Regions from separate parts of the Homo sapiens genome. Here region 1 is linked to region 2. The links are chromatin loops, found by intact Hi-C in ENCODE. Cell type or tissue: gastrocnemius medialis. All regions are shown on one strand. Links, peaks and the distances in the headings refer to the core of each region. The heading gives the core; the rest is flanking DNA.

Evidence for each region. Peaks named below come from ENCODE experiments on the same cell type or tissue, not always from the same donor. Only the 100,000 strongest peaks of a DNase experiment are listed, where the experiment ranks them.
Region 1: a loop joins it to region 2, with 5 times the contacts of the local background. A loop is called at or near these places in 4 of 110 quality-filtered maps.

Annotation. Positions count from the first base shown.
Region 1 is chr20:5,877,804-5,894,513 of GRCh38, reverse strand. It overlaps the pseudogene RNU1-55P. Among named protein-coding and RNA genes, the nearest start is that of CHGB, 25 kb to the left of the region's middle. RefSeq lists a silencer at 2,003-2,213. In gastrocnemius medialis, for the core only: a CTCF peak has its summit at 8,491 (motif pointing right); DNase peaks (open chromatin) are centred at 6,909 and 7,503; H3K4me3 peaks cover 491 bases; H3K27ac peaks cover 6,628 bases.
Region 2 is chr20:5,814,958-5,822,957 of GRCh38, reverse strand. The region is part of intron 2 of SHLD1 (shieldin complex subunit 1); the gene reads right to left. Among named protein-coding and RNA genes, the nearest start is that of SHLD1, 69 kb to the right of the region's middle. RefSeq lists an enhancer at 1-130. In gastrocnemius medialis, for the core only: no CTCF peak of the experiment used is centred there; DNase peaks (open chromatin) are centred at 4,667 and 6,033; H3K27ac peaks cover 1,862 bases.

The DNA of each region.
Region 1 (16,710 bases), core at 3,782-11,781, 68 kb before region 2:
AGGCAGAGGTTGCAGTGAGCCGAGATTGTGCCATTGCACTTCAGTCTAGGCAACAAGAGTGAAACCCCATCTCAAAAAAAGAAAAAAAAAAGCAATTTGCTCAAGGTGACACAGCTATTTATGACAGAACTCTGATTTGAAACAGCCTTGTTGGCTTTTAATGCTCACATTCCTTCCTCTGCCTGGCTGATGTTCTGTCCCAGGTGGGCAAGAACCATCTCAACAATCTCAAGTGATGGAGATGGAAATGAGATATTAAAATCTTCAATGTCTACATCAAGGAAGAAGGACAATGAGATTTTAGGGCCCAAGTAGAGTTCAATATCTTTGGCATTGCAAAGATCACCTTAACCTGGTAGAAAGATTTGGAAGTCATTAACGAATAACACTTCAAGTAATCACAGACATGCTAAGAAAAATTCTATAGGGGAACTGAGACCCTTTGTATTGGAGGAAACCCACCATCATGTTAAGAAGAGATAGAGCAGCTGAGGTATATGTTGATTAAAATCTTTTCTCCCCCCAAATGGTGCCTTTTATGCAGCATTGCAGTCAAATGTCACAGTTAAGGGAATAAAAATCTGGTTACTAGAACAGCAGGCCACAGGGAGACAACATTGTGCACATTTGTACACATAAGACAAACTTCGACTGTGAAAATGTTTCCAACAGAGTTAAAAGGGAAGAATCACATCAAGCTACTGTGGTGAGTATTGCACTGCATTCAGGATATATTTAATGGATAAAAAGCCAGTGACTAGCCAGGCACAGTGGTGCATGCCTATGTATAGTCCCAGCTACTCGGGAGGCTGAGGCAGAATGATGGCTTAGCCCAGGAGTTCAAGGCTGTAGTGCAGTGAGCTATGCTCTCATTTTACCATTAGGATTTCATTTGAATTTGTATACGGATAAGGGTGATCAACCAATTATGTAATATAAGGGAACATTTCTAACGTATGTGCACTAGTTAAATGGGAGGAGCATGTAATTATAATTTTCTGAATTCCTCACCTTACCTTGTTTACAAATACGTAGCCTACATATGGGACATGATTTTTCTCATCTAATTACTAAATTTATTAAAAGTCTAACATTAAAAATGATGACATTTTACCTATTTGGTTTTTTTTTTTTTAATTATGGTGGTTAGAACGTTTTAATCTGTGATTCTAACTCTCTGGGATCTGAAGTTGGCTTAGCAACAAGAATTGGCTTCCATTAGGCCCATATCTCACTGGAGTATTCAACAGAGAGATAAAAAACTAGTAGCCTGAGGGCCAAGCTTGGCTGTCACTAAAGTGAGTTATGTTTGGCTCTTACTGGTTGGTTGTCTTAAACATTTGAATTCAAACGCCTTTAGTTGAAGTTTGACCACACTCTGTCTCCACCACTCTTTACGGTCTCACATCCAGCCCAGTGCCCACAGTTTATCATCTAGGTGGCCCTTGAAAACCTTTGCTTCTGCTATCGCTGAAGGGAATGCTTTGTTGGACTATTTTTCCCATACTTGCAGAAATATTTGTTATTTTGATTATGCTTCTAATTCCTACAGAAGGCATATTAGTTATTCATACTTCAGGGTGAAATAGTTCAGTTGGATTGCTGTTCTCTTCAAGTCTAAAGTCCAGCCTGGAGAATCCTGGAGTTTTTCTGGTAGGGAGTGTGTATCCTTGAAGCTTAAATGATTAAGGGAAAAGGGTAAGCCGAGACGGACCAGGTAGAAGGGAAGTTTGGGTGGTCAGAGCAACAGGCCAGGAAAGAGGGAGTCCCCACTGATGACGTGATGAGTAGTGTGGCCATGAGAAAATTCCTTCCCAGCATTTCTGGACAATTTATATACTCTTCTACATCCCAAATTCTGAGACAAATCAGTTGAGAAAATGGAAAAAATGTATTGCAATTCTGCGAGAATTAAAGCTTAACAATCAGCAGAGGCCCCAGTGGTTTGAGAGATTCATCGAGGGATCCACTGAAGGCAAGATCAACTGACATAGCAGTTGAAGGTTGAGGTCAACGTTTCTGAGAGCAAGGCAGGGAGCACATGTAGAGAAGGTGCCATGGGCTGATCAGTCTGCCTTGCTTATAACTGATACCATGTTACAAGCATGTGTTCCTGGCCCTGTCTGCTGCTAACTGGGAGGCGTTTTTGCAAATAAAATAAATATTAAGAACTTTACACTTTTTAGGTCAGGTGCAGTGGCTCACACCTGTATTCCAAGCACTTTGGGAGGCTGAGGCAGGTGGATCACCTGAGGCCAGGAGTTTGAGACCAGCCTGGCCAACATGGTGAAACGCTGTCTCTACTAAAAGTATAAAAATTAGCTGGGCATGATGGCGGGTGCCTGTAGTCCCAGCTACTCAGGAGGCTGAGGCAGGAGAATCACTTGAACACAGGAGGCAGAGGTTGCAGTGAGCCGAGATTGTGCCACTGCACTCCAGCCTGGGTGACAGAAAGAGACTCCATCTCAAAAAAACAAAGAGAAAGTTTTAAAAATAAAATTGAAAAAAGAACTTTGCACTTTTTATAGCATACTTTACACAGACCCTAAGAGTGATGTTCCAAGAAATAACAACTTTTGGAAGCAAAAAAATCTATAAATTGATGATTTTGAATTGCGATTTCTATGTAATGCTGTTAACTTTGCTGGGCTAGATTTGATTCAAAAACTACTTAGTAATGTTTGCTAGCCTTTGACAAGGTTTGGATATTTGCAATAGGTTATAGTTCTTTGTAAATACTACTAGACAGAATATTTCTTATTTATTAAAATAAGTTAAATCTAGGCAGGCACGGTGGCTCATGCCTGTAATCTCAGCACTTTGGGAGGGCGAGGCAGGTGGATCACTGGAGGCCAGGACTTTCAGACCAGACTGGTCAACATGGTGAAACCCTGTCTCTACTAAAAATACAAAAATTAGCCGAGCGTGGTAGGGGGCACCTGTAATCCTAGCTACTCGGGAGGCTGAGGCACAAGACTTGCTTGAACCCAGGAGGCGGAGGTTGCAGTGAGCCGAGATGGTGCCACCGCACTCCAGGCTGGGCTAGAGAGCCAGACTCAGTCTCAAAACAAACAAACAAACAAAAAATGTTAAATCCAGAATAATGAGTAAATAACTTCCGATTTCTCATTTCCAAGTTCTAGGTATTAGTATTAATATTTATTGAGAATTTGAAAACACTACAAAAAATGAGAATATAAAAAGGTGAGTAAGAGTCTGTTTTGAAACTTTGCCTCAGGCCAATCTTGTTCCTGGAGGAAAAATAATGGTCTCCAGGAGGCATGGGTTTCTACCAGGAAGCGAAGTTATTGAGTAAATGTCACAGGCTAAAGAAGCCACAGGGATTTGCTCTTGTTTGTCTATCTCCCGTGTTCTCAATTTCATCTAGAAACATCACTTGACTTTTATCTTGGCTGACAAATCAGCTCATGTACCTAAGGAAGCTTAACTGAACGTGGCAACCCGAGCTGCTGTTTTGGTCATGGAATCAGATGTCTTTTACTATTCTGAGGCCCAAAGAGCCCAGGGTGAAATAGCAGCATCTGCGGCTTCCCATGTGTCAACTGCGTGTTTTCCAGCCCAGACCAGTTCCGGTGGAACAAGATGTGATCAACCATATCAGGTTCTCTAAGTGCAGTGATCGCTCTTCTGAGAAGAAACTATTCTTTATCACCATTGTGATGAATTGTGACACAAGTGTCTCTGCATCTGATGCCCTCTCATCCCGGGATGCTGGCAAGCAAAGACAGAGCAGGAATGAAATTTATCAGGCACGTGTTTAACTTCTCACTTCGACCCAAATCAAAATGGAAGCCTCCTTCGTTGCTTATCAAAGCCCATAAACCAACAATATTGAGGTGTTTGCTAGCAAGGACAAAGTTGGAAAACAGCTCATGCCTCTTATACTTTAAGGAGTATAATAGACAATGATTGGCCTCTGTTCTACTCCCTTTTTTAAAAAAGTGGGAGAGCTGGGCGCGGTGGCTCATGCCTGCAATCCCAGCACTTTGGGAGGCCGAGGTGGGTGGATCACGAGGTCAGGAGATCGAGACCATCCTGGCTAACACGGTGAAACCCCTTCTCTACTAAAAAAAAAAAAAAAACAAAATAATTAGTCGGGCATGGTGGCGGCTGCCTGTAGTCTCAGCTACTCGGGAGGCTGAGGCAGGAGAATGGCGTGAACCCGGGAGGCGGAGCTTGCAGTGAGCCGAGGTTGCACCACTGAACTCCAGCCTGGGTGATAGAGTGAGACTCCGTCTCAAAAAAAACAAAAAACAAACAACAACAACAACAACAAAAACAGGGGATAGTGAGAACATAGTTCCCACTGCCACAAATTATGCAGTTGCGTTTCCCACATTTGGGGAAATCACAGGATCAGCACCTCTGGAGTGCAGTGGAACCTCACCCTGGGAAAACCACCTTCATGATCATGGTATCTCCCCTGCCAGGTAAGGATCTGTTCCACTCACGTTTTATGTGTGTGGCCAGTGGAGGGAAAAATTAAAATTAGATTTGCTTTCTAGTCTAAAAGGACCACTCATTTTGATATAACAAGCATGTGTTGATTGTTATATCATCTATATAATTAGATATAGATGTGCATGCAAAGTTTAGATCCCGTAGATGTGGATGATGTACATGGAGTGGATGACGTCGATGTAGTTGACATAGATATTGTAGATGCTGTAGAGGTAGCTGTCGACTACGTAGATGCCAATGTAGAGTAGATGGTGTAGATATATACACAGATTTAGATAGAGTAGATGCAAATATAGATGCAGATGTGCATGGCATAGCTGTAAATATGGATGCAGATGAGGTAGGTGATGTAGATTAGAGTTTCTTAACCTCAACACTATTGATATTTTAGGCCGGATATATCTTTGTTGTCAAGGACTGTCCTGTGCATTGCAGGATTTAGCAGTATCCCTGGGATTTAGCAGCATCTCTGGCCTAGATGCTGAGGGCATTTCTTCCCCCAACCCTGAGTTGTAACAATAAGAAGTCTTTCTGGAAGTTGCCAAATGTCCCTGGGCAAAGTTTCTCCAGTTGAGAACCACTGGTACAGAAGGTGTAGATAAAAATGTTGATGTAGATAATGATGTAATATAAGCATAGGTATAGGTGATGTAGATAGTAAAGATGAAAATGTAGCTGTAGATGATAAAGCTGTGAACACAGATGTAGGCAGAGTATGTGTAAATATAGAGGCAAATGATGTTATAAGATACAGCCTATAGATAAATGATATAGCTGTAAACATTGACATAGATGACATATTTGATATAAATAAGGCAGATGTTATAAACTTTATGATCTGGGCAGAAAACTATATGTGCTGATAATGCAGATGGCATTTCTTTGACCCCCTTTTGTTTTGTCTTGTTTTGTTTTGTTTTGAGATGGAGTCTCGCTCTGCTCCCAGGCTGGAGTGCAATGGCGAGATCTCGGCTCACTGCAACCTCTGCCTCCTGGGTTCAAGCGATTCTCCTGCCTCAGCCTCCCGAGTAGCCAGACCAGCCGGGCTAATTTTTGTATTTTTAGTAGAGATGGGGTTTCATCATGTTGGCCAGGCTGGTCGGTCTGGAGTGAGCCACTGCACCCAGCCTGACCCCACTTTTGGAAAAATTTCCAGACGGTGGATAAGCAGCGTCCTGTTAGGAATAGTTTAAGCACGGTATAGCCTGGAGACTGAGAGACTGCCCAGGTGACCTATTAAGGTTCTTTTTGATGTAACCACCTGATCCTGAGATATCACAATTTCTATTAAAGGCTGATACTCAGGGTGAAAAAGAAAAAAAAATGAATGATGAAAACCAGCAAGACATGAGACTCAAAGATATCCCTTCATTAATATAAGATCACATGGGAAACCTCAGATGGTCTTTCTATTCCTTCAGTAAATCTTAGTAGGATATTCGCACACCAGACAAAACTAAGCAAGTGTTTCTGCTTTCCCCACAATCCCAGCCTCTCACAGACATCCCCAAGTTGCCAACTCACAACTAGCTGACCCACAGTTTAAGCAAATTCTATCCATAGTCCCGAAGGAACCCGACCTATGTCCCAGAGAAGAGAAACATTCTATTCTCCCAAGGTCATGGTTCTCTACCAATCCCAGACTCAACACATTTAGCAAATTGTAAACCTCTCCAAATCATTTTTCAGGACCTGCTGAAAGTGCATTGGCTGTGAACTGTGGCATTTCCAAATATCCAGGACATTTGCTGAATAGAAGGAAATGAGAGTTAGTCAATTAGTCAGCATTTATTCAGTTATGCCAGGGCTGTGGTCAGGGTCTGTGGGCTGCTGATGAGTTTTCTGGCAGGGTTGAAAGAAGATTAAACCTGAGTGACTCTGCAACACGGGTAGAGAGTTATTGAGCAGTAAATAGTGAAATAAACCACCTGTACCAATTAGGAATCTGGTGGAGGATGTGCACCTCCTGATTGATTCTGGGAAGAATTTTTTTTTTTTTTTTGAGACGGAGTTTGTTGCCCAGGCTGGAGTGCGATGGTGCGATATTGGCTCACCACAACCTCTGCCTCCCGGGTTCAAGTGATTCTCCTGCCTCAGCCTCCTGAGTAGCTGGGATTACAGGCATGCACCACCAAGCCAGGCTAATTTTGTGTTTTTAGTAGAGACAGGGTTTCTCCATGTTGGTCAGGCTCGTCTTGAACTCCCGACCTCAGGTGATTCGCCTGCCTTGGCCTCCCAAAGTGCTGGGATTACAGGCGTGAGCTACCACGCCCGGATGATTCTGGGAAGATTTATGCTGGGCTTTGAATGAATGATGAACAGGAAGTTTGTCCACAAGTCTGGAGGATGAGAGTGGACACAGTACAGCAGATGTTTTGGGTGCCCTGCCCATGCCCCCTCGGGCCTTAGCATTTTGTGCCACAGCACCTGACTTTCAACTGCCAGCATCTGCCTCTTTGCCCGAGGGCTTTGTCTGGTGGCCAGAGCTTGCTTTGCCCATTCACACAGCAAGCTGGAAGCACTTGGAAATTAGTGCCCTCCCAGTTTCAGCCTTCAATCAAAGATGGATGGGGACTGGTGTTTAAATACCCTAGCTGCCTTACTCCTTTTGCAGGATAACTTTGAAGCTTACAATCTGCACTGGCTCCAGTAGGCTTAAGTTCCAGATGCCCACAGTGGTAACTTGCTTGATAATGTACCTTTTACTGCTTCTTTCCCTCTCCTGTCTCAGTTCCTTGCTTTCCCACTCAAATAAACTACTTGCACTTGAATTTGTGCCGGAGAGTCTATTTCTGGGGGGAGCCTAAGACACACAGGCCGTGAATAGATTCTCTGAAGGTCCTTCTGGCTCCTTATTTTCTATCTTGATATCCATTAAGGCAAACAGAAAGCAGAGAAGGCAGGATCTGCCAAACTTTCTTACCTCAGCCCAGAAAATTCAAGGGCATCTTTTCCTGGCAACGAAGAAACTCTGTGCCTTTGGGAGCAGCTGCCACAGCGTCAGCTCTGGCCTCATGTTACTTAACCACAGACATCAACACCTCCCCTTATGGAATTTGAGAGGCATCAGAAATACACTGAAAGAACAATGGCAGAATCCTGGCTGTCACCTCAACACATCTCTCATGTTCCAGTTCATCTCTGTCCCAGTCTGATACGTGGCAGCATGACATACTTTAAAGTGCACGTCTAATCACTAATGGAACCCTTGGAGAAGAAGTTTCCATGCTCCTGGAAGCTAACTGCACACTAAGCATCTGAGCAAAAGTCAAGTGGACACATTGATCTTTGGTTTTCCCCCAGACATTGGGCCAGAAGGAGGCAATCAGTGAACTAGCGAGACAGAAGAAGAAATTCTTTCCCCTTCAGTGAGGTTAAAGCCTTTGCAAACTCAGCACTTAGAACAGTGCTTTTTGTGGGGGGTGTAACTCATTTGAGGAGTGATAGGAAATGCCTCCATGTTTTGTAGAAATAAAGTAACTGCCAGGCACAGTGGCTCATGCCTCTAATCCTAGAATTTTGGGAGGCCAAGGTAGGAGAATTGCTTGAGCCCAGGAGTTCAAGACCAGGCTGGGCAACATTGCAAGAGCTCGTCTCTACAAGAAATTAAAAAATAAAAAACTAGCCAAGCATAATGGCTCATGCGTGCAGTCCCAGGTACTCAGGAGGCTGAGGCTAGAGGATTGCTTGTTCCCAGGAGGTCAGAGGCTGCAGTGAGACATGATAATGCCACTGCACTCCAGCCTGGGTGACAGAGTGAGACCCTGTCTCAAGAAAAGCAAAACGAAAACAAAACTGTTGGTGATGTCTATATGCTCACAGAAGTCCAAATGGGGAGGTGAAATAGTCATTTGCGGTTGTAGGGGTTACTTAGCATCCTAATGCCCTTCCCTCTGTGATGTGGTCATGAAGGCAGGCAGGATCTACTTCCCACTATAGAAAGGAGCGGAGCCAGATGCCCTTTTGCTGGTCCCTGGCCACTAGAGGACAGTCATATTATCTAGTCTCAGCAAATCAAATGCTCCCACCCAGGATGAAGGGGTGGCCTGCCCCTCCACACCTGTGGGTATATCTTGTCAAGTGGGACGAGAGACTGAGAAAAGAAATAAGACACAAAGTATAGAGAAAGAACAGTGGGCCCAGGGGACCGGCGCTCAGCATACAGAGGACCAGCACCAGCACCGGTCTCTGAGTTCCCTCAGTTTTTATTGATTACTATTTTCACTATCTCAGCAAGAGGAATGCGGTAGGAGAGCAGGGTGATAATAGTGAGAAGATCAGCAAGAAAACATGTGAGCAAAGGAATCTGTATCACAAATAAGTTCAAGTGGAGGTACTATGCCTGGATGTGCATGTAAGCCAGATTTATGCTTTTCTCCACCCAAATATCTCAGTGGAGTAAAGAATAACAGAGCAGCGTTGCTGCCAACATGTCTCGCCTCCCGCCACAGGGCGGTTTTTCTCCTATCTCAGAATAGAATAAATGTACAATCGGGTTTTATACCGAGATATTCGGTTCCCAGGGGCAGGCAGGAGACGGTGGCCTTCCTCTTTCTCAACTGCAAGAGGCTTTCCTCTTTTACTAATCCTCCTCAGCACAGACCCTTCACGGGTGTCAGGCTGGGGGACAGTCAGGTCTTTCCCATCCCACAAGGCCATATTTCAGACCATCATATGGGGAGAAACCTTGGACAATACCCGGCTTTCCAGGGCAGAGGTCCCTGCGGCTTTCCGCAGTGCATTGTGCCTCTGGCTTATCGAGACTGGAGAATGGGGATGACTTTTACCAAGCATACTGCCTGTAAACATTTTGTTAACAAGACACATCCTGTACAGCCCTAGATCCCTCAAACCTTGATTCCATATAACACATGTTTCTCTGAGCTCAAGGTTGGGGCAAAGTTACAGATTAACAGCATCTCAGGGCAAAGCAATTGTTCAGGGTACAGGTCAAAATGGAGTTTCTTATGTCTTCCCTTTCTACATAGACACAGCAGCCGTCTGATCTCTCTTTCTTTTGCCTACACCAGGACTTTTAATTTAGACTCAGGGATAGTTTAGAATTTCAAGCAGCCGCAGCATCTGGCTCCTGTGTTCAGTTGTGTTGATGTCCAGCAGCCAGAGTGGCAGCAGAGCCACAGTTAGGGACATCCTACCCAGACTGCCCCTGAAGCATGGCCTAGGCTGTGTCCTTGCTGCCTGGCCTCCCTCAGAGCCTGCCTGATTTCAAAACCTGGTTACCCATCCTGTCAATTCTATTAGCCACCTACTATCCTTCTATTAAAGTCAGCCAGAATCCTCTTCTGTTATGTGCAACTGAGAACCCTGAGTGGCATAGAAATTGATATCCCATATACACAGAGCTTCCTCTGGAGGTCAGAGACCTGGGCCCTTGTCCAGGAGGCATCTAGATAGCTGTGGGGGCTTTTGTCTCCAACCCTTCGGGGGCTTGACTGCATAGTTGCTGAGATTATTTTTCTGTTCTATGATTTTTCTATGATTCTTCCTAAAATGTTGGCCAGTGAAGACCCAAAGCTACCTGAGCTCCTGTAGCCTTAGTGGTGACGAGTATGGAAAAAGATGTCATTGTGTGACAGCCACAGATGGGTCTGGTCCAAATCAAATCACTTGAGTATCTCAAGTCATATTCAGTTCCTCACTTTCCCACTATGCCCACTATATGTCTGCATAGGTCCCCGAAGAAATGAATGTACCTGGTAAACACTGCTTTGGTACATCAAGGGCAAGAACATCCATGGTTCATTTAACAACATGCACAGATATCTGCTCAATGAATGGGCCCATTGGAGACAAAGAGAACCAGAGGTGATAAGACAGTGAGAGTGACTGGCACTTTTTTAATACATGGTAATCTAAATAGTTCTGGTGCCCTGGCAAAAAGTCTGGGGAATGTAAATGTGCCTCTAATAGGCACAGATAATGGGCATTTTTAGGGGGAAGAAGTAATTGGTTTTTAAGCCACAGTCACACTGTGGCACAAAGCAAATGCATGGAAAAACTGCTTGAAGCAATATGGGTCAGGAAACCTTTTATAGTTAATGGTAAACCAATCTATTTGGAGAGTGGCTTAAAAGCAGCTTTTAAAGGAGAGAGAGACTACTATAGTTTGGCTTAAAAGGTATGTCAACCAAATGCAAAATCCTTGTTTGAATCCTGATTCAAACAAACCAACTGTAAGAAGGCATTTTTGAGACAACTGGGGAAAATTGAATATGGACTAAATAGTAGATGATGTTCAGGAATTATTGATTATTTTCTTGGGAGTATTATATTCTGGTTGTTTTTAAAAAGTACAAGGCTGGGCACCATGGCTGATGCCTATAATCCCAGCACTTTGGGAGGCCGAGGCGGGCAGATTGCTTGAGCTCATGGGTTCCAGACCAGCCTGGGCAACATGGTGAAATGCTTTCTCCACCAAAAATACAAAAAAATTAGCCGGGTGTGGTGGTGCATACCTATAGTCTCAGCTACTCGGGAGGCTGAGGTGGGAGGATCACTTGAGCCTGGGAGGCAGAGGCTACAGTGAGCCAAGATCACACCACTGCACTCCGGCCTGGGTGACAGAGCAACAACAACAAAAACATACTTATCCATTGGAGATACATGCTGAATTTGCAGCTGCAATAAAATAATGCCGTAGATTTTATTTTAAAATACTCTAGCGCATGCAGTACTACTCAAAGTCTGAGGATTGGGGCCAGTTTGCAAATTGTGTGCTCTTGGTCTGTAATAAGTGCAGAAATTGACAACAAATATTTAGAAATGGCTATAGTACTTTGACATTGCCATGGCATCCAAGTAGTGAGTGGTGGACTCTAATGAGAATAGAACTTAGTTTGGGTGTTGTCAAACCTGCATAGTGTGTTATGTGTGGCTTGGGTGTGAGCTGTGTGCTGGTATTGGTCCATGGCAGATCGGAAATTGAACAAAAGAGTCCTTAGCTTGAGGAGCAGTGTCTTGGCGCACACACACACACACACACACACACACACACACACACAGAGGGAGGTGGTGGTGGGATCTGCTGAAAAAGAATGGCAGAAAGCTGATGGCTGTTGAAGGTAGGTGATCAGTACATGGAGTTCATAATACAATTCTCTCTATTTTTGTGTATATTTGAAAATCTACATTATTTGGTATATTGAAAAGTTTTAAAAATCAGCCTGTTGATGGAGATATTTAAAAATATACATTTTAAATGCATATGTTTACATTGAAACATACTGTGTGTGTGTGTATTTCAAATAAAATAACATAGAAATGACACATAGAACACACAGCTCCCAGGGGTATTATACATAATGATTCAAGTAAAACTTTCTTATTTTACAAAAGAAGGCTTAGGTAAACAAACAATGCCATTTGCCAGATCATGAGCTTGGTGAGCTTTTATTATATAATAAACTCTAATTACATAATAAACTTTTTGAAGCTATGGATCTGGTGAGATACAACTTCTGTGTCTCCATAGCACTCCACCCATGATACTGCAGAATAAATAGTGCCTATTAAACAGTGGTTGATAAACAAACTCAGGAAATGAACTGTTATGGACAGCAGTTTAATTCTCCGTGCAATAACTCCACACTGCTCAATTAATTTGAAAATTAGTTTCCCGAATCCACCCTCTTAGAGATTTGTCACAGAACGTTTAAGCCTGAGGGGGACCGGGAGCTTTGTTAATGTCCTCATTTGCAGACACGGAAATGAAGTTCAGAGGAGGTAGATGAGCCTCACTGGACACCCTGCTCGTTAATGGAAGTGCTTTAGCCTCTCACGCCTGCAACTGGACTCTTCCTTCCACCATGATGTCTTTCAGAAGGTACGAACCCATCTCCGACACTGGCCCCTTGCTCTTGGTTTTAAAATTATAGTTTCAGTTGTAGGAAAGAGAAAGATGTTGTCAAGCTGACTCCACCAGGAAGCTGAAAAGGAAGTGTGAATACAGAAAAAAATTACGTCTTGGTTGCTATTTACCCAGCACTACTCTGTGCCTGGTATGGGTGGTATAAGCTCTCCAGCCTTCAAGAACTTTCTGCCTGTTCAAGGAAGGCAGATGTACACATGTTAACAGTTAAAGGACAGTCCTGCTGTGTAGCAGTTAAAGTGCAAATGAGTAGCTGGGTAGAGCCGTGGGAGCTAGAGAAGGAAAGGAATGTTTTGGCGGGTCCAGTCTCAGAAATGTGGAGAGGGCAGGACATCTGGGTTCGATCAGTGTGGACCTGTGGTGGGGCTTCCTTTTGTTGGCATTAAGGAGCTTTCTGTGGGGGATGAGATAGGATACCCTCGGTGATTTGGGAAAATCAACGTGGTAGCAACAGTGAATGGAAGAGGCTGAAAAGGGGAGAACTGGCAGCAGGGAAAACCTTCAGGAGGTCCTTAAGGAGATGAAAATGATGCAGGTGATGGTGTTGGGAAGAAAAAGACAAGGCAGGTGTAAGAGGTTGTGTGTGTGTGTGTGTGTGTGTGTGTGTGTGTGTGTGTGTTTGAGACAGGGTCTCACTCTGCCCCCCAGGCTGGAGTGCAATGGCACAATCATGGCTCACAGCAGCCTCTATCTCCCAGGTTCAGGTGATTCTCGTACCTCAGCCTCCCAAGTAGCTTGGACTACAGGCACACGCCTCTCAGCCCAGCTAATTTTTTGTATTTTTTTGTAGAGTCAGGGTTTTGCCATGTTGCCCAGGCTGGTCTCAAGATCCTGGGCTCAAGCGATCTGTGCACCTTGGCCTCCCAAAGTGCTTTCTGGCTGGGTGCGGTGGCTCACACCTATAATCCCAGCACTTTGGGAGGCTGAGGCGGGCAGATCATCTGAGGTCAGGAGTTCGAAACTAGCCTGATCAACATGGAGAAACCCCGTTACTACTTAAAATACAAAATTAGCCGGGCGTGGTGGCACATGCCTGTAATCCCAGCTACTTGGGAGGCTGAGGCAGGAGAATCGCTTGAACCTGGGAGGCGGAGGTTGCGGTGAGCTGAGATCAAGCCATTGCACTCCAGCCTGGGCAATAAGAGCAAAACTTCATCACAAACAAACAAATTTAAAAAAACCACTATATACTAGGTGCTGTTCTGAATACTATATAGATGTTCCTTGATTTAAGATGAGGTTATATCCCGATAAATCCATCATAAATTGAAAATATCTTAAGTTGCTTGATTTAGAATATTTTCAATTTATGATAGGTTTATGAAATTGTAATCCCATCAAAAGTTGAGGAGTGTACTGAATGATTTCATGCCATTGTAAAGATAAAAAACCTTAAGTTGAGCTATAAGTCAGGAACTGTCTGTAAAAATCTGAACTCATTTGTGCCTCCTGAACTAAGCACTATTGTTATTCCTGTTTTACAGTTGAGGAAGCTGAGGCACAGTCAGGTTAAATAACATGCCCAAGGACATACACTAATAAATGGCCAAGTCAAAATTCACACCCAGGCAGGCCGCCTCCTGTGTCTCAGCTCTTAACCACCACTTCTTGCTGTATACAGTGAGACATTTAGAAGTAAAAGTCATAATGAATCCACACTTCGTCAAGCCTGAGTGACAGCAAATGTTAGTGCCATGGATAGATTAGAGGCATCAAATGAGAATATTAACTTGTGGGAAAGAGGATACATTTGATTTTCTATACATTTTCTTTAAAGCGACAAGGACACATATGAGTAGAATGTTCCATGGGAAATTAGAGTTATATAGGATAGAAACTTGGTAAAGACTTGAAAATTGGCAGATGAATAATAGCTGGAGTTTTGAGGGAAGATAAATTCCAAAGAATGATGATATGGTTTGGCTGTGTCCCCACCCAAATCTCGTCTTGAATTGTAGCTCCCATAATTCCCACGTGCAGTGAGAGGGACCAGGTAGAGATAATTGAATCATGGGGTCAGTTTCCTCCTTACTGTTCTCACGGTAGTGAATAAGTCTCATGAGAGCTGATGGTTTTATAAATGGGAGTTCCCCTGCACAAGCTCTCTTACCTGTCACCACGTAAGATGTGACTTCGCTCCTCATTTTCTTTCTGCCATGAGTGTGAGGCCTCATCAGCCATGTGGAACTGTGAGTCAATTAAACCTCTTTTCTTTATAAATTACCCAGTCTCAAGTATGTCTTTATTAGCAGCTTGAGAACAGACTAATACAAATGGCAAGTGTGAAGTTGAAGACTATGGAATTGCTAGTTCTTGGCTATTTTGACCAACAAAAATAGCGGTTTCATACGGATCAAGCAGGGCTCAAGATTGTGCTTCAGGGAAAAATGAGAGGTCAAGGTCAGGAGGGAGAGGGACTGCTTGGGAGACAGACATTAAACAGGGATTGGGGAAGATTTAGATCACACCCTTTTACATTATTCATTTTTAAATTACATTTTTGTTTATTTTTGAATAGGCAAGACCGACATATAGCTGATAATTCAAAAAGAGATTTTTATCCACCAGCGTTACCACCTGCAGACAACAGAATCCACTGTAGGGGTGAAGGGAATTTTTCTTCCCCCTGCTTCTGAAGGTTCAATAATTTGGGTCTGTAAAACAAATGGACAATAGACAGATTAATAGGAGAAAAGGCATATAAATTTATTTACATGCAAATGCACAGAAGCCATACAAAATATGAGACTCAAAGAAGAGCCAGATGACTGAAGTTCTTATACCATATGGAAAGAAATAGGAGCTTGGGGCTCCTGGGGATAGGTGGTAACAGGTTATGGGAGGGTGAAGGGAAGAAAGGCAAGTCAAGCAAAGCCTGTCTTACTATGCAGATGAAATCTCTCAGACAGTAGTCCTGAGAACAAAATAGATGGCAGCCTGTGGTAAAGGTTTCTCTGTCAGACCTTTAAAAGTATCAGGCTGGGCATGGTGGCTCACACCTGTAATCCCACTGCTTTGGGAGGCTGAGGTGGGAGGATTGCTTGAGGCCAGAGGTTCAAGACTAGCCTGGGCAACATAGCAAGACTCCATCTCTAAAACAATTAAAAGAAAATTAGCTGGGTTTGGTGCCATGTGCCTATAATCCAAGCTACTCAGGAGGCTGAGTTGGAAGGATGGCTTGAGCCTAGGAGTTCAAGGTTGCAGGGAGCCATGGTCATGCCCCTGCACTCTAGCCTGGGTGAGAAAGTGAGACCCTAACTAACATAAATAAATAAACAAAGATAAAAGTGTCAGACCACCAGTCTCATTTTCCTGTGAGTTACTCTTTCCTAGATATGGATAAGAGAACCTCAGAGAAAGCCTGTGCCTGCATCTCCTGTTTGCTTTACTAATGTAGATAGATGTAAATTTCTTTTACAGGAGGGTAGCTTTTTCAGAGCTATTCCCATCTGCAGCTTTTCCAAATAACCAACTTGAAATATGCCAAAGAAGTATATTTTGGGGTGGCATATTTTGGTTTCCCACACCACTCTAGCTAATTTAAGGAACTGGGATTTGCTAGAAATGCATCAAAATGTTGAAAGGGCTACAGGAATAAGCTATAGGCTGGGATTATAGCAACAACTTTCCAGCTCACACCACAGAACTAGAATGGCAAGGGAAATGTGGCTGCCTCTGACTTCTGTACGAGGCTTCCTTCATCCTGGTCAGGAAACCACCCTCACCCTCACCAAGCCCTGAATCACACCACCTCTGCCACAGTCGAGAAGCTGTTGTTGCCACCCCTCCAGAAATATGCTATTTCCAATTGCCTCAGCTTCAACACAATGGATGCCCAAATGCCCTGCCTGTTTCTTCACAGGTCATCTCTCAGCCTCACACTTGTGTCTGGTTGGCAGAGCCAAGTCCTGTGTGTGTAGCACATTGACAGGGGAAGCTGGGAAAGGTGTTTCCCAAGGCTGGGAAATATCTAAATGTGGAAAGGTGTTCAAAAATATGTGAGCAGGCCGGGCATGGTGGCTCATGCCTGTAATCCCAGCACTTTGGGAGGCCAAGGCGGGCAGATCACCTGAGGTTGGGAGTTCAAGACCAGCCTGGCCAACATGGAGAAACCCCATCTCTACTAAAAAATACAAAAATTAGCTGGGTGTGATGGCGGGCACCTGTAATCCCAGCTACTCAGGAGGCTAAGGTAGGGAGAATTGCTTGAACCTGGGAGGTGGAGATTGCAGTGAGCTGAGATTGTGCCACTGCACTCCAGCCTGGGTGACAGAGCAAGACTTGGTCTCAAAAAAAAAAAAAAAAAAAGAAAGAAAGAAAAAGAAAAATATGTAGCAGAT
Region 2 (8,000 bases), core at 1-8,000:
GAGAAATCGGGAAGGTAAGAGGTGGAGAGAGTGAGTATAGACAAATAAGACACATCTTTCATAGCCTTCTGCTATAAAAAGGAACAGAGAAACAGGGCAGGACCTAAAGAGGAACCTGGGGTCATGGATTTTTTTTTTTAGATGGGAAATATTACATCATCTTTGTATGTAGCCAAGAATGAGCCAGTCAAGAGAGAAAGATTGATAATGCAGGAGTGAGGGGTTAACGGTGGGTGTGAAGTCCATGACTAGGAGAGAGGAGATGAAGATTAAGTGGAGGGGCTGGCCTTAAGCAGGGCATAAACAACTCACCCACTGTAACAGTCTTCTTGGTGGCTGCTCCCTGCTTCTCAGGTACGATAAGGAACCACACAATTTGTCTCACTGCTGGGACTTAGGGACACAAGCACACACACTCACACACATGCACACAACAAAGCAACACAGCTCTGAGCACTCACTTTATTCATTTATTTATTTTTAATTAATTAATTTTTTTGAGATAGAGTCTCACTCTGTAGCCCAGGCTGGAGTGCAGTGGTGCGATCTTGGTTCACTGCAGCCTCTGCCTCCCAGGTTCAAGTGATTCTCCTGCCTCAGCCTCCCAAGTAGCTGGCACTACAGGCACCCGTCACCACGCCCGGCTAATTTTCTGTATTTTTAGTAGAGATGGGGTTTCATCGTGTTGGCTGGGCTGGTGTCAAACTCCTGACCTCAGGTGATCTGCCCGCCTTGGGCTCCCAAAGTGCTGGGATTACAGGCATGAGCCACCATGCCTGGCTTTGAGCACTTACTTTAAATCTCTCAAGAAAATTAAATTAAATGAACAACTGAAGCAGTAAATGTTAGTTCACCTGAGTCAACACAAAGAACTTTTAGTTAATAAACTTTGCCTGGCCAGTCACCTATGAGGTAGCCAGCATCCAGGATGGCTCCTCACCTCCTAGCACTCACACCCTCAGGTGGTCCCCTTGCATGTGGTCCCAGGGTTGGTCTGTATGACTGTCGAGTGCAGCAGAGGAGATGGCCCATCATGTCTGAGATGAGATCATGAAAGACTCCAGGGCTTCTGTTTGGCTGTCTCCCTCTCTCACGACTCACTGTGGGGAAGCTGACTGCCACAGTTCAAGGACACTCAGCAGCCCTGGGAGAGGCCCATGTGGAGAAAAACTGAAAACTCCAGCCAAGCATCCGGTGGCAGTCTTCTCTGAAGCAGCTCTTCCAGCTCCAGGGAAGGTTTCACTTGGCGGCCACCTCATGACAGACCCTGAGCCAGAACTACCCTATTAAGCCCCTCCTGGATTTCTGATCCTCAGAAACTCTGATATGATCGATGTTTGAGTTTTCCAGAAATTTGTTATTACTCCCAGCTGATAACTAAATTCCCTATCCCTCAATATCCAGTATACTATAATCAAGTTTTTTTGTTTTGTTTTGTTTTGTTTTGAGATAGAGTCATGCTCTGTCACCCAGGCTGGAGTGCAGTGGTGTGATCTCAGCTCACTGCAACCTCCGCCTCCTGGTTCAAGCGATTCTCGTGCCTCAACCTCCTGAGCAGCTGGGATTATAGGTGCACACCACCACGCCCGGCTGATTTTTGTATTTTTAGTAGAAACGGGGTTTCACCATGTTGGCCAGTCTGGTCTCGAACTCCTGACCTCAGGTGATCCGCCCACCTCAGCCTCCCAAAGTGCTGGGATTATAGGCGTGAGCCACCACCACGCCCAGCCTTAATAAGTTTAAACAAACTATATTTTACAGGCTAAAAAAATGTTGGTCACAGACTTCCAGGCAATTTTTAAAGCCCCATGTTTAATATATTTGTCATTGATGGATCTATAAATTTTTATTTTCTCAGTTGATTAAGCACAGATATTAAAAGATTTTCCACAGGACTAGAAGTTGCTGCCTTAACATCCAATACTTAAGCAAACCGTGGATATCAAAGAAGGACTGGGAAGCTCTTTATTTTATGGGACTTTAGGGGAACTGCCTTCCCAGCAGGCTCTTCCTGAGCAGTCTGCTGGAAATTCTTTGTGTAGCTCTAAGACAGCCTAGATCTAGGACAATATATCAGGTTTTTAGGTAACAGCCTGGTTGGCTTTGTCATCCCTGGTCTCTTTCTCCAGAACACTGTAAATCAAAGGCCCAAGCTAAAGCTTGTACATCAAACCTAGAGACAAAAAGGAGAAAAGATCAAAGGAGACATAAATAAAACTTTTCCCTGTGAGACAGTATGGCAGCAGGCTAGGCCATCATTTAATATCAGTCTGAAATAATATTTTCCCTTCTTCACTTTGTGAACTTTGCCTGGTCTTTCACAACTATCCTTTTTTAAACCTTCTCATGTCAAACAACTCTGAGTTTGCCTGGTGAAAATGTCACTGTGGAAGAATTTCTTTTAATCTGAACATCTTGGAGGCTGGTTTCTTGGGTGTTCTATCACTGGGTGGTGAACTTCAAGAGGGCAGACACTGCCTTTAATTCACACTTCATCCCCAGGGGCTAGCACAGTGTCCAGCACATAGCAGCTGCTCATTGAATTTTTGCTGAATAAAGGCACTGAATTTGCTTTCCGTCTCTGAAGATCTACCAAATACTCTTTTGTATCCGTTGAGTATCCGTTGAGTGTTTATTGGCGTAGCATGGTGCAGGGAACCATCAGGGACATGAAGCTGAATGTGACATATATTTGAAGCATTTAATAAGACTGGCTGGGCATGGTGGCTCACGCCTATAATCCCAGCACTTTGGGAGGCCGAGGTGGGCGGATCACCTGAGGTCAGGAGACAAGCCTGGACAACCAACATGGTGAAACCTTGTCTCTACTAAAAATAGAAAAATCAGCCAGGCATGGTGGCACACGCCTGTAATCCCAGCTACTGGGGAGGCTGAGGCGGGATAATCACTTGAACCCAGGAGATGGAGGTTGCAGTGAGCTGAGATCACAGCACTGCACTCCAGCCTGTCTGGGCGACAGAGCAAGACTCCTTCTAAAAACAAAACAAAAAACAAAAAAAAAACACTGTCAAGTCCTCATTATGTATCCACCAGAACTCAGTAATTTTTTAGGCACAACACAAAGGTGTGGCTGTCTTAGCAAGTTACATGATGATTTTATTGTTGTTGTTTTTAAGAGACTGGGTCTCACGCTGTCATTCAGGCTGGAGTGCAGTTGCACCATCATGGCTCACTGCAGCCCTGGCTTCCTGGGCTCAAGCCATCCTCCTGCCTCAACCTCCCAAGTAGCTAGGACTAAAGGTGTACTCCACCATGCCTGGCTAATTTTTTTATTTTTTGTAGAAACAGGGTCTTGCTGTGTTGCCCAGGCTGGTCTCGAACTCCTGACCTCAAAGGATCCTCCTGTCTCAGCCTCCCAAAGTGCTGGGATTACAGATGTGAACCACCATGACTGGCCTACATGATGTTTTAATATGACAACAGCCAACATGACAATAGTCGGTGTTGTTCCTACAGTGCATGAAATCAGTAAGCATTCATTGAGTACTTCTTATATGTGATGAAAGTGAAGCAATTACAAAGGCAAACATTACAGTTAATAAGCAAAGTTTGGAATGAGAAATAACAGATAAGGGTAAGAGTGTGGTCACACCAGATCAATCTGGTTCAACTTTTACGTAACAAAGTTGTGAGTTGTTTTTCAGTTGTCACGGACCCTCAGGTCTCATAACCTGAGCATGCCCAGATGAACCAAGCATGCAACCATGCTTAGTTCCACTAGGGGGAACCTAAGTGCTCAGACCGAGGAGTGGGACTGAATTAAGAAGTAGACACTGGCGGGGCACGGTGGCTCACACTTGTAATCCCAGCACTTTGGGAGGCTGAGGCGGGCAGATCACTTGAGGTCAGGGGTTCAAGACCAGCCTGGCCAACATGGAGAAACCTGTTTCTACTAAAAACACAAAAATCAGCTGGGTGTGATGGCGCACACCTGTAGTCCCAGCTACTTGGGAGGCTGAGGCCCAAGAATTGCTTGAACCCAGGAGGCAGAGGTTGCAGTGAGCTGAGATCATGCCACTGCACTCCAGCCTGGACAATGGAGCAAGACTCCATCTCAACAAAACAAAACAAAACAGAAGTGGACACTGCATGGCAGGATCCAGGATCCAATCAGATTGAGCCCTGGAGTCACCCCATGGTGGATTCCAGTTAGATCATGACCCCCAACATCATCGCCTTATTGTAAGATCCAATCAATCACCTCATTCCAAGATCAATCCAGTCACCTCATTCACGCCTCATTACCATATGCTTATAAACCTCAACCCAGGCCCCCATTTGGGGAGACAAATTTGAGCATTTCCTCCTATCTCCTTGCAAGGACCAAGAGTTCCTGGATCATATGACCTACCTACCAACCAACCCAGTATGTGATTCCAACCCTCTTATTTCTTGGCAACTCTGCATTATTTAACCTATAAAATGGGTACAGGATCCCTGCCTTTACTTACTACAGAAAAATGTTACAAGACAAATCTAAGTGAACAGCCTCTGGCAATGGCAGAGTTAACTATACCAAATTTGCCCTTCTGCTATAAATGGCTATAAAACTGGACAAAATGGCCTGGTGCAGTGGCTCACGCCTGTAATCCCAGTATTTTGGGAGGCTGTGGCGGGTGGATCACTTAAGGTCAGGTGTTCTAGAGCAGCCTGGCCAACATGGTGAAACCCCATCTCTACTAAAAATACAAAACTTAGCCAGGCGTGGTGGCAGGTGTCTGTAATCCCAGCTACTTGGGAGGCTGAGGCAGGAGAATCGCTTGAACCTGGGAGGCAGAGGTTGCAGTGAGCCGAGATAGTGCTACTGCACTCCAACAGAGCAAGGCTGTCTCAAAAAAAATAAAAAAATAAAAAAAAGAAAGAAAAAGAAAAAAAGGAGAAAAAGAAAAGAAAACTGGACAAAAAACAACTGCTTTCAGATCCTGGTCACAGTTAGTATAGGACTTTGATCACTGAGAGAAGGGACGCAAGATGTGCCTACAATTGCCCCCAGTGTTCTGCTGGAGGCACTTCCTAGACCACAGCGCAGGGAAGGGGAATCCAAACAGAGCACAGCAATCTCACTGCCTCACAGCAGTTTCCTCAGCAAAGAGACAGAGATCAGTTTCAGGTGCCTGGAATTTCTGAAGCTGAGTCCTGGAGATGAGGGAGCTAAACAGATAAAGAGCTCCAGAAATCAGCATAGGGATTCTTTTGAGTATTTCACAGTGAACACTAAGTCATAATGCCAGGCACAGCCAGGGGAGCTGTGAGCTGAACAACTTCCAGAACTCACACAGGGCTGGGAGACATGCATGTTCTGACAGCCAGAGTGAGATGACTGTTGAATACCTGGGATATTCAGTACAGACCCAGAAAGGCTAAACCTTGGTAGCAAGCTAAACTAGCTACAGAGTACAGGCTATTCAAAAAATCTCCCTAGTGAGTTTAGGCTGGATGCAGTGGCTCACGCCTGTAATCCCAACACACACACACACACACACACACACACACACACACACACAGAGAGAGAGAGAGAGAGAGAGAGAGAGAGAGAGAGAGAAAATATCCCGTGAGCTTAAAAACAAGTCTTGAAAGGATCAAGTTGATAAGCAAGTAATTTAACTGCCTGCCATAACAAACTTTGATACTTTTTATAAAAAGGCAGCAAAATACAGACACTCTACAATGTAATATCACTAAGTCCAGCATCTCATAATTACTAGACATGGGAAGAAGCAGGAAAATATTACCTATAATCAGGAGAAAAATCAGTCAACAGAAACAGATCTTGAAATGATAAAGATGATGGAATTAACAAACAAGGACGTGAAAGCAGCTAATATTATAAATATCCTCAAGGTTTTATTTTCATTTTATTTATTTATTGAGATAGGGTCTCACTTTGTCACCCAGGCTGGAGTGCAGTGGCACAATCTCGGCTCACTGTAGCCTCCATCACCTGAGCTCAAGTGATCCTCTTGCCTCAGCCCCCAAGATAACTGGGGCTACAGGCAGGCACCACCACGCCCAGCTATTTATTGGTATTTTTTGTAGAGACAGGGTTGCCATGTAGCCCAGGCTGGTCTTGAACTCCTGAGCTCAAGTGAACCACCCGCCTCGGCCTCCCAAAGTGCTGAGATTACAGGTGTGAGCTACTGCGCCCAGCCTATCCTCAGGGTCTTAAAGGAAAACATAATGTATGACAAATAGGAATATCTGTGATAGTTTTTAAACTGGTCCTTTTATACTGTCAGGCATTTTAATCATAATATTAGTTCTTGAGTAGAATGCAGAATCACAGAAAAAATATGAACTGGAAACAAATCAGGAGAGCAACTTCCAGTTCTCGTCCTGCCACTATTTCGCTATGGTCCTCAGATTTTCACTTGCATTTTCCAAAGCTCAGTTTCCTCATCTGTGAAATGTAGATATTGCCCTCAACAATCTTCCTTTTTAAGACTCACACTGCCCCTTGTTTACCCACAGACAGTGAATCTCTCATGCACCCAAATTTATTCATTCAGCATTTCAGTAGAAAGCAACCTTTTATTTTTCAAATCATTGTTGGCAAACCCCGAATATACGCAGTAGAACTTTACTATTTCTGAAGGGGAATCTTCAGTGACTCTTGGTTCTCTCTGTCCTGGCAATCTTTACTTAAAATAAAAAAAATGTCATTCAAGGAAAATGTGTCTTTTTGGAACTACATTTACAATAAAATCACAAAATAATTTTTAAAAAATATAGAGTTGAAATTTTAAAATAATATTTACATTTGCAGTTAATTTTATGACCAACAATTCATGGGCTGTGTATTCTACCAGTTTATGCCATTTCTTTTTCTTTCTTTTTTTTTTTTTTTTTTCGTTTTTTTGAGGCAGAGTCTCACTCTGTCACCCAGACTGGAGTGCAGTGGTGTGATCTCAGCTCACTGCAACCTCTGTCTCCTGGGTTCAAGTGATTCTCATGCCTCAACCTCTGGAGTAGCTGGAATTACAGGCACACACCACCACACCTGGATAATTTTTGTATTTTCTGTAGAGACAGGATTTTGCCATGTTGGCCAGACTGCTCTCAAACTCCCGGCCTCAAGCAATCAGCCCATCATGGCCTCCCAAAGTGCTGGGATTACAGGCATGAGCCACTATACCCAGACCTCATTTCTTTTATATAAAAACAAATTCCTAAGTATGGGAATTCCTAAGACAAGAGGCTATAGGATCCAATAAAGTGGGATAATACTGAGAAGAGACTTTCAGTGGTTATGGGGAACCTTATGAAGATAGATCATGGGTTAGCAAACTTTTCCTGTATAGGGCCAGATAGTAAATATTTTAGGCTTTGTGGACCTTCAATGCCCAGTTACATCTTCTTCTTTTTAAAAATAATCATTTTAAAATGTGAAAGTCATTATTAGCTTGCAGGCTGTACAAAAACAGGCATAGGGTCAGAATTGGTCCACAGGCCAGAGGCTGCTGACTCCTGCTCTATGGTCTTATTTACACATCATTGGCCTCCACCTCACACTTTACTGAATTAGAATCTGTATTTTAATAGGATCCCTGGGTGGTTAATAGTCACATTACATTTTGAGAAGCACTGCTCTAAGGCAGTGGTTTTTCAGCGTGGCTGCATATTAGAAGCACTTGAGCTTTTACAAAATCCTGATTCCCAGGCTGCCCTATATACCAATTAAATCAGAGCTTCTGGAGATGAGTCCCGGGCATCAAGATCATTAAAACTTGCAGTTGATGCCGATGTGCAGACAAGGCTGAGCACAGTGGTTCAAGGGGCTCATTTAATGCAATCCAACAAGCGTATCTGCTCAGGAGAGAAAAAAGCTCAATTCTCCCCCAGGGCCGCTGTCTCGCAGGCATGAATGGCTTCTGGAACCACAGAAACCCCCAAGGAACATAAGTGATGAAAAAGAACACTGGAGCAAATTCTGGATGTTTCCTTCCAATCCTCTGGTGTTGTGTGTCATTAGAAAAAGTAAT